2 separate regions of the Mus musculus genome follow, and region 2 is linked to region 1. A link is a loop called in an ENCODE intact Hi-C map of the cell type or tissue named here. Cell type or tissue: left cerebral cortex. All regions are shown on one strand.

Region 1 (5,000 bases):
AGATTGGGTATCACATAAGCATAGCCCATGAACAGAAGGCAGACAGCTGAGAAGAAAGATCTCTTCACTTGCAGGGGACTTGGGTAACACAGGTTTGCCACAATCCAACCAAGCTGCCTGAGTTTTTTTTTTTTTTTTTTTTTTTGTTAAGAGGGAAGAACAGAATCAGAGAAGCAGTTTCGATAATAAGATGACTTTCCCCATCTCAGTCTAATATCTGGGGAATAGAACCCTGTGTTCCAAGGGCAGATGTGATTATGACACACAGTCCACAGTGTTTTTCTTTGTGAGGATTTGGCCTGAAATTGGGGGGCTACTGGGAGGCGAATGAATAAATAGGGTTGAAGACTCCGTGATTCGTTAGAGACAAATAGAAATATGTTTGTGTCTCAGCGTCTCCCACCACCACTATCATTTTATTACCGGCTTAGGGTAGAATATCATTTGGAATTTATCAACAAGCCGTCTCCCAAGCTTTTTCGGACACTGTTTTCAAATTAAGGAACAGAATCCAAGTCTCATGAGCTTGTTTTTCATTAACTTAACAGAGAAACTATACTCTCAGAATGAGAGATTGGAGCCAGGATGTGGGTTCACTGAATTCTCAGAGCAGAGTGCTTTTGGTGTGTGGTGTGCTACAGTTAGTGCGTGGATGGTTGTTCTATGACACTGAAAATATGGCTTGGTCTCATGTAAGCTGACTTTTGGTTTCATTTCCTGGGTGATTCTTGCAGCTTTATAACAATGGATTTCCAAAATATCTAAATGTTCCTTGTCCCCTGCCATGAATAGGTACTGTCAAGTCATCCGGGTTTTTGGATATCTCTAATGTTAAGTATTTCAACGTGGGTACAACTGGATTACAGAGAGCAAAGGGAAACAGGAAGCGCCACAATGGAAGGCTAGAAATAAGAGGTGCTCTTTAGACCATGTGAGATCAGAGGTAAGTGGCTCACTTCTCATGTATTGGGCACTCAGATGGAGCGATTTAGATATGTCATTATCCCTTTTAATCCTCATAAGGCTTGGGAGGCAAATGTCTGAAAAGCTACCACACAAATTAGAAAAGTTGACATCAGCAGAGAAGTCAGGGGGTGTCACTCTCAAGATTTGGATCTAATTTGCCTAATATTACACCTACATGACCCTGTCTCAGATGCATCTCGAACTCCTCTCACTAGATATTGGGGGTTGTGGTCTGTAATATCACAGAGTGACCCCAAGGCTTCTCCAAAGAATGACCCAGCTGTCTTCTGCAAAGGGCTCCACACCAAGTCGATGGCAAGAGCAAGAAAGGACTCTAGGTAGCTGAGACAAACCTAAAACTACCTGTGCAGCCAGAGGTGTGGAAGCTGCTCTGTACAGACATGAGATGTTTGATAAATAACTGTGTTAGGTGGGCAGTCCTCTGTTGACAATACCTCGGAGCCTGAATCATCTAATACTCTCTATTACTTTTGACCTCACTGTGGTCCAAATTACCTGGTAGAGACAATTTGGGGGCAGATGGGTATGTTTGGCTCATGGTTTCTGAGTGTTCTATTCATGGTTGCTTCTCTCCAACCCTGGCCCCAGCTGCTGCTCTGCAGAGCATCAGGGTAGCTGTCACGGGCATGCTGTGGTAAAACGGAAGTGTTTCATCTCATGGTGGACAGAAGGCAGAAAAGAGGGAGGGAGTAACCTGGCAATAAGAAATGTCTTCATATCCGATGATTTCATTCAACCAGGACTCATCTTCCCAGAATCTCCCAAAGCCAGCATTAAGGAGGAAGCATTCAACACAACAAGCATATCCCTCCCTTAGGGAGCATATTCAAATGTTCCATATTCAAATGGTGACATAGCTGGCCAGGATTCAGAAGTTCTCTTTGCCTCTAGGTATCTGCAATAAATATGGGCCCACGTCTTAGGTATCACACAGCTATATGAACCTGTGGTAATTATTATTTACACAACATCTTCATTTTTCTATGCTACACTCCAAAGAGGGCTGGCGCTCACAGATTTTCTGGGCATTTACTAACATGCATCATTCTTAATACAACTGAATTCATACTTGAGATGCACATCATAAAAGCACAAAACCTCCCACGAGTCAAAAACCCAGCACTGGATTGCACTGGAGTTTATTTCTAGAGGAACTAACATGACCACTAGATGGCACCGGAGTCTGGGTTCATCTTTCTGTTTCCAGAACCAGCTCTAACAAGACACCTGTAAAACCATAAATTTCAGAGTCAGTTGTTTGTTTATCTCATGTGGTACAAGGCATTATGATTTTTTGTTTGAGCTCCAGCATTTCCCTTCCAATAAATGAACACAGGGCCAGCTCTGACACTGAAGCCAACTCTTGACAAGTCTATTTTAAGATCCCTTAAAGAACTTCCTGTAAAACATTCAGGTTCCCACAATTGAAAGAATAATTGTAATCTACGTTTTTAAAACCTGCAGCAAGGCATGTGTCTAGAAAAAGCAGCAGTTCAGTTGTTAACTTATCGTGTTCATTTGGATTTCAGCTGCAGCCTGGAAGTCACCCAATAAACATGGGGTTAAGTCTGCTAGTATTGCAAGGCCCAGAAGGACATGAAGATACAATGACACCGTGCATGGATTTGAAAATAAGCAAAGGACTGGGCACGATTGGTTTGTATGCCACGAAGAAAGCCAGTGAGTAATGTGAAGAACATAAATACAAGCATATGTAAGGCCTTGAGAGCTGGCTCAGTGGGTAAGGAACCTGCAGCTCTTCCAGGGGACCTAAGTTTAAATCCCATGCCCCATGTGAAAATCCTGCCATGGTTGTATGTGCACCTATAACCACAGTACCGTAAGGGCCAGAAGCAAGAGGATTGCTCGGGCTTGCTGGGTGCCAGCTCTGCCCCAACTTCAGTGAAAGACCCTATCTCAAAGAGATAATGTGGAAAGTAATAGAGAGGGGTGCTCAGAGGCCTTCCTCCTCTAGCTTACCCTCAGAGGTACCTATAACTGCACATGAATGTGCACCTATAATGTATATACATATACACACATACATACATGCATATGTGCATATCTACATACATATACACATACATACATATACATGCATGCATATGCACATGCATACACAAATGAATGTGTGTGTGTGTGTGTGTGTGTGTGTGTGTGTGTGTGTGTAAATTTAACAAGGTAGTCAAATGGTGATATTTGAGCAGTAACTAGAAAGACAAGATAGAATCAGCTGTTGGAAAGACAGAATGATGGAGGTCAGCTGGGGAAGGTTTAAGAGTCCAGAGATGTAGGTAGGCCACATTATGAAAGGACTTGGCTTTTGTAGTTTGTCTTGGTGTTCGAGCCAATAGGAATTGTTTTTAAAAAATCAACAAGAATCACAGACCCTGGGAGTATAGCTCAGGATAAAGGAACTGCCTAAAATGTGCAAGACCCTGGGTTGTATCCCGAACACTGGAGACCAAATATCAATCTCACTTTTGGTGGATGAGTAGATTTTCTGACACCCAATAACAATAGCAAGGCCGTAATACATGTATAATGAGCACATACGTAGGGCTTGTTCACTGAGAGTCCTTTTCAGTATTACTGCATCGACAGAGTTTCTCTTGGGCTTGAGGCTCTTTCTCAGACTTGAGGGCCATCAGAAGAATCTGAAGCATGGCTAGCTGCCTTCCTTCATCACTTTGACTTCTGATCACTTCCCCTCCTCCACAGTTCTGGCTCAGGAGATTTTAGGTAGAAACCTAGAATCTGCATCTGTCCCACCTTCCAGCTGCTGTTGCTCGCGCTTGGAGAGACGGTACTGAGAGAGCCTGGGTGTAGACCCATACGAATGACAAAACCAAAACCAGCCTGGAAGGTTTGTTTCGCTTGCATTATGACCAAGCTTCTGGACTTCCGAGACTACGTTCTATTACTAAGGGCAAAGATGCTAAAGCCACTCCACTCCTGACCGCGGGGCATGTCCCTCTCTTCCTTCTGAATAGTGTCCGGCTTTTCACAGAGAGCAATTGTGTCCATTTATGTAATAAGCCAGGCTTGGCTTAACAACGAAACAGAGATGCTTTAGGCAGCGATTGAAGGCTACCCATATCTCTACAAGATGTTCAAAGAAAATATCGTCTAAAAATCAACAAAGCAAACCTCCCCTGGGAGCGTCGCTGAGGAATTAATTAGCACATTAGAAGCTTCTAGAAAACATCTCAACTTCCTTCCCATTCTAGGCGTCACCTAAGCCTGTGCCTCCATCGCGGTCCTTGGACAAATGCTGTCAGACACTGGCCTACACCGCATGCTAATCGTTACTGAAGCTTGCTTTTCCCGGGTTCTCTCTACTCTCGACACGGCACCTTACTTTGGATAAGTGCTCAATGTGGTGGGATTCACCACTTCATTCAAGACTCCCCAAACTTCCTCTGGCAAACACTAGAGTAACCTGGGCATTTAATTTCCAAGTTTCCTGGACCTTAACCCTCTCCCTACTGAGCCAAAAATCTTCGAGCGAAGGTGCAGGTGCCTGATAATTTTAGCAAGTCCCCCGGTGATGTCTGCACAGCAGGTTTAGAAAAGACCTTTTAGAAAAGACCTCGACTGATGATCTTTATTTTACTATCCAAGATCAATGTCGCCAGTGTTTCTCTCTAAGATTTCCTTAATTCCCCTAAAGCAGTGTGGGTCTCAGCCTTTCTAAAGCTATGAACCTCTAATACAATTTCTATATTAAATTTTATTTAATATTAATTATATTATAGTTATATGATATTCATATAAAATAATAGAAATATAATATATAATTTTATATAATTAATATTAACATGAATAAAATTTTAAAAATTAAATTTAATGTTATATTATAAATATATACTATATATTATATAACATTATATACTATACATTATATTAATATATACCAAATATGTATTAATATATAATGTGATAATATATTAATATTCTAATATATGATAATATGTATTATATGGTATAAAATAATATAGAAAAATTAATAT
Region 2 (5,000 bases), 200 kb after region 1:
GTCTCCTGCCTCAGCTAACGGCCTCCTCACACCAGGAAGTGTAAAGATAACAGGTCATGAGGTCCAATCCCTGATCCTTTAACTCAGGGACTTCTCGGGATGACGGTGGGGGGCGATTCTCCAGACGACGGTGGGCACCGGGCCTGGGATCCTGTGAGAAGGAATGGCGGGTTCTAACTGACTGGGAAGCCGTTTGTCGGGGAAAACTGAATGTTGAGGATGGAACCAAGAACAGCACCATAATGTTCCAGGTACCGTTTGTGGCTCAAACACACACCCAGCAGACGGTGGAGCAAGAGATATTAGAAAAATTAAAGTCACAGTTTCCCGACTATTCGGCTACTCCAAGTCTGTTGCTTACAATGGAGGACAATATTCGTGGTCGTAAACCGTGCTGCAGTCCAGCCTTGGTGTTTACCCATAATCCTCATCACTCCGTACAGTGGCTCTCCTCTTTGCCAAGTCGCTGACTCTCCTGGACGTCTGTATACTGGAACACCCCGTTGTCACATCCCAAAATTCAACCGCAGGAGCCTCAGTCTGTGAAAAACAACTGCGTGTGTGAGAAGGGCAGCTTCGGAGAGTAAGAGGATGCATCTGGTACAAAACAGGGTTGTTTTGTGTGTTGCATGGTGACGCTGTTTTCCTGACGCTGTAACTCGTTCCTGGAATACAAAGGCACGATGACACCCAGCCAAGGGAAAAAGTGATGATGATGGTGATGGTGCTGATGGTGATGATGGCTTAAATTCTCTGCCATTCTACTGACCTGCACAGCATTAACCATCTCAAAGAAGAAAATGTAACACAAAGAGGTGCCAACCCTGTAACCAAGAGGGACCATCTGTACCTTGTCATTACTTCATTCTAAGAACATGACAAAGAGAACAAAGACATTCTCTTCTCTTTTCTACTTTGGGGGAGAAGAATGAAGAGGCAAGGGGTGGGTCCAGGAAGAAGGCTCAGTTGATAAAGTAAGTGTCTGTCTCATTGGCATGAGGACCTGGTTTTCACCCCCAATGTTGTATAAAACTTCAGGTGTGTCACTATAGGTCTGTAACCCCAGCCCTCGGAAAGCTGCAACAGGAGGATGGCTCTGTCTGACTGATTAATGCCAGGCTAGTTTACTTGGCAAGCCCCAGGCTAGCAAGAGACCCAAACTCAAAGGAGGGCATCCAGAGTGACACCAAGTTGTCATCTGGCCTCGAGACACACGCACACATACTAGCACATGTGTATATGCAAATGTGCACATGCATGCGATTGAAGAAGAGCCCTAAGCATGATTGAGAGGGGAAGAGACAGTTCTCTGAATAGACTGTCAAATGGTGGCTCCATGCCTACCTTGGTGCCCCAAGACCTCATGTTCTGAGAGCCTTGGTTGGTCTTCCGTAGTTTAGACCCAAAATTCAGAAGTAGAACGAAGTGTTGTGATATGAGGTGTGGCGACACAAATGGACAAAACATTGTTCTGGAAACCCGGTGAGCCTGGCCTCCTCTCGGGTTCAGGCTGACCTTGGCCAAATGACTCCTGAGGTCCTGTGCAAGGCCCGGGTGCCCCTCCCACCTCCATCTCTATCTTCGACATCCATTCATGGCATCCACTCATCCTCCATGTAAGCAGGGATGGAAAGGCTGCTGCTCTTGCAGAGGACCTGAGTTCAGTTCTCAGCACCCACAAGGTGGCTCACAACCATCTGTAACACTGAAGCATCTCATGCCCTCTTCTGGTCTTCATGGGTACTGGGCATGTGCATGAGATGCTCAAACATACAAGCAGACAAAACATCATGCTATGGGGGAGGGGATAAAGGCCACCCAACCACAGAGGGGGAAATGTTCACACACGGCCTGAGAGATCCAGAGAGGCACTGTGACATCAGAATCCCTTGAAATCCAAGCCCTCTGGTGTGGAAGCTAAACATCCTGTCTATGGATCAGAACTCACAATCAATAAAGTCGGTCAAGGATTTTTGTCAGTCGTTTTCCTCCGATTTGTTTTTAATGTGATGGGTTCCATAGTACAGGTTCCTCCTGTGCCCTTTGTAAAAAGACATTTTCTGGCTATGACAAACACAGAGCAGTCTGGTGACCAGTTTTAGTTCTTTTTTTTTTTTTTTTTTTTTTCCTTTTTGGACACATCACCAAAGCCTTATTATGAAGCGGGAAGCATTAGAATTTTGAATATAGATTTTAAATAAATAGAACTGTAATGATGGGCTCCCGAGAATAGTAAAATGAGAGGTTCCAGCATTTTCTAACAGATGGCACCCTGCCTTGTATTATCGTGTTCGTGTTAGCAACAGTCTGCATTATACGAAGATATCTTTCATTGTGAGATCTTCAGAGCCGGGATTAAGGAAAGGATGTAAACACACTCATTTGGAAGATCTTATTGTCGGAAAGTGCTCATTTGCCTCTAACTGGCTTCGTTTCTCTGTTGCTTTAAAAAAAAAAAAAAAAAAAAAAAAAAAAAAAAAAAAAAAAAGGTCTCCCTGCTGTTTTTTTTTTTTTTTTTCTTTTTTCTTTCTTTTTTTTTCTTAACAGTGGGGAGATTGCAACATTGTTGCTAAGGTTGTTGATTCTAACCAGCTTTCATTAGGCATAAAAACCTACAAAGAATCAATCAATACTTTGTGGTTTTTCAAACGAGCCTTCTAGGTGGGCACCATTAACGTGTTCATTGTATCTAAACAGTATTAGCCCCAGAGGGGGTGGGGGGACATGAAAAGAAATGGGAAATATCCTTGCTCTGCTAATAATGCTTTCCATTAAATAAAGCAATTTAAGCCAATAATGTGCTGCTTACTTACAGGCTAGTACAATATTCAAAATTTCCCTTACATAACAAGCCACAGCATTTAATGAGATTTCCTACACGATAATACATAGGACTTAATAGAGCTATTTACTGTCCATGGCAACTGTCCATTATGACCCTCCTCCTTTAGGTTTAGCCTTGCCTGTCTCTGCACCACAAGGCTGACAGCCATTTGCTTCTAGAATATTGTGACTGCTTAGCGTTACCTTGGCATGACTTACAGCTCTTACAAAAACCTCATACAATGCAGTGAGCATGTTAGGGACTTAATAAATGGACCTACGGAAGTGGGTACTCTCCGTCATAGTTCTCCTCGGTATGGTTTGTAGTGGGTGTGAATACGTAGAAATGCTACTACCTATAGAAAATGGACTGAGACAACAAACCAGTTCTATTAATCATTTTTACTGGCTTGCTGATAAAAATCTACCTTAAGGGAGACCTGGTTTTACTTATCATGAAGTCCTGTAACTCCATTTTGTAAGAATATCCTGTATTTTCATGTTGCAAAGCATTTGCAGACCAGGACTGGTTTGCCTCTTTGAACACGGGACCTCTCCAAACACTACCAAAGACAGACCGCCCGTGAAGACAGAGAGGCCAGTTCCTTGAATCCCCACGCCTAGCACAGAGCTGTTGGCCCATGGTACCTCTGTTTAAGGAATGCGTGTCCACCCACGCAGATTCTGGAAAGAGCTTTGCTTCGCGTAAAGGTTTGCACTGAGGCCACCAAACAAACAAACAAACAAAACAAAAAACCCGCTTGCTGAGATGAGGGATGACTTAAGATAAAAAGTTTCTCAGATTCGATAAAGATTCCTCAGATTCAAGTGGATAGAAAAATGATTTACCTTTTTATCCCACCCCACCACCACCCGCCGCCCCAAATGAAGTTTACACAAAGCTGCTGCATAAATCAAGAGCTCCTCTCTCATGAATAATTTGAGTCACCTCGCATAATTTACAGCCTTTGTCATGCAAACAATTTAAAGTCCCACTCTGTGTTAACGCATCTTCTGTTGAAGCCAGCACAGATCCTATCCCGCTGTAGGAAATCTGTCCGAATTGCAAAATTAAAAATATATATATATATATATTTTCTGAAATAAGGGCAGACACTTTGCTTTTCAGGTTGTTGGTGTTGGAGGCAGGTGGGGGGGGAGGGAGAGAGCACATGGACCTATGCACTTCTGAGTGCAAAGACTATGAAGAAGGTAAAAAACAGGGGAGGGGCATCAGATTCCTGGAGCAAGAGATACTGGAAGTTATAACTAAAGCTGGCGCGCTGGGTGCCTAACTTAGGTCCTCTGAAAGAACAGCCAGCGAGTGCCCTTAGCCCCTGTCAATCTCTCCAGCCCCTGAGTTTGTGGTTTTGCTTTCTTCTCCAGATCTTTACTGAGACTGAAAGAAAGATGAAATTTCAAGACCTGTAAGTCATATAAAGTACTCAGAAATTGCTGGTTGTTTGTGAGCTAGAGGCTGCCTGGGGCTGAGAAAAAAGAAAAACAAACCTGGGTATGCCCCGTAGTTAAAACATTCCTGGGAACAGCTTAACCTTTAAGATAAAAAGGAATGTGAGGACATAACAGGGCTATCTTGTCTGGGTCAACACCACCTGGCCAGAACCTCCCCTCTGTCTACTGCCCCTTGATGCCGGGTAAAGTCATACATCAACTGGTTGCTATGTGAGCAAAGATAAGCCCCCAGCCCACAGGAACAAAGTCCTGATGCTCTTTTGCTGACATGTAATCTTTCTGTTAATGTTTAAATAAGCCAATAGTGTGTCGCTATGCTGAATTCCACAACCCTAAGCCCCTTACCCCATAAAAACCCCTAGCTTTCGAGCCTCGTGGCCGACATCCGTTATCTCCTGTGTGGGATACATGTCAGTCCGGAGCTCCGTAATTAAACGTCCTCATGTATTTACATCAAGATGGTCGTCTGTTCGTGATTCTTGGGTGCACGCCAAATCGGGAGTTAAGTGGGGGTTTCCCCACTAGGTTCTAACAAGACCAGTCTTGCTGTCTGCAAGGCCGCTGTCGCGCACAGTTATTCTATATGAAGGTCTTACACAGCCATCTAAAGGAGTAAAGAAGTCTGTTGGGGACACCGGGAAAGGGTTCAAAATTCAAGTTTCCTAATCAGGAAGAAGTCTTCACGGGAAAAGATTTCAGTTAGT

What was found. Peaks named below come from ENCODE experiments on the same cell type or tissue, not always from the same donor. Only the 100,000 strongest peaks of a DNase experiment are listed, where the experiment ranks them.
Region 2: a loop joins it to region 1, with 2.9 times the contacts of the local background. A loop is called at or near these places in 7 of 42 quality-filtered maps.

What each region holds. Positions count from the first base shown.
Region 1 is chr10:68,900,693-68,905,692 of GRCm38, forward strand. No RefSeq gene overlaps it. Among named protein-coding and RNA genes, the nearest start is that of Gm32931, 80 kb to the left of the region's middle. In left cerebral cortex, a CTCF peak has its summit at 2,158 (motif pointing right); a DNase peak (open chromatin) is centred at 2,152.
Region 2 is chr10:69,096,112-69,101,111 of GRCm38, forward strand. No RefSeq gene overlaps it. Among named protein-coding and RNA genes, the nearest start is that of Gm33130, 8.7 kb to the left of the region's middle. In left cerebral cortex, no CTCF peak of the experiment used is centred here; a DNase peak (open chromatin) is centred at 2,237.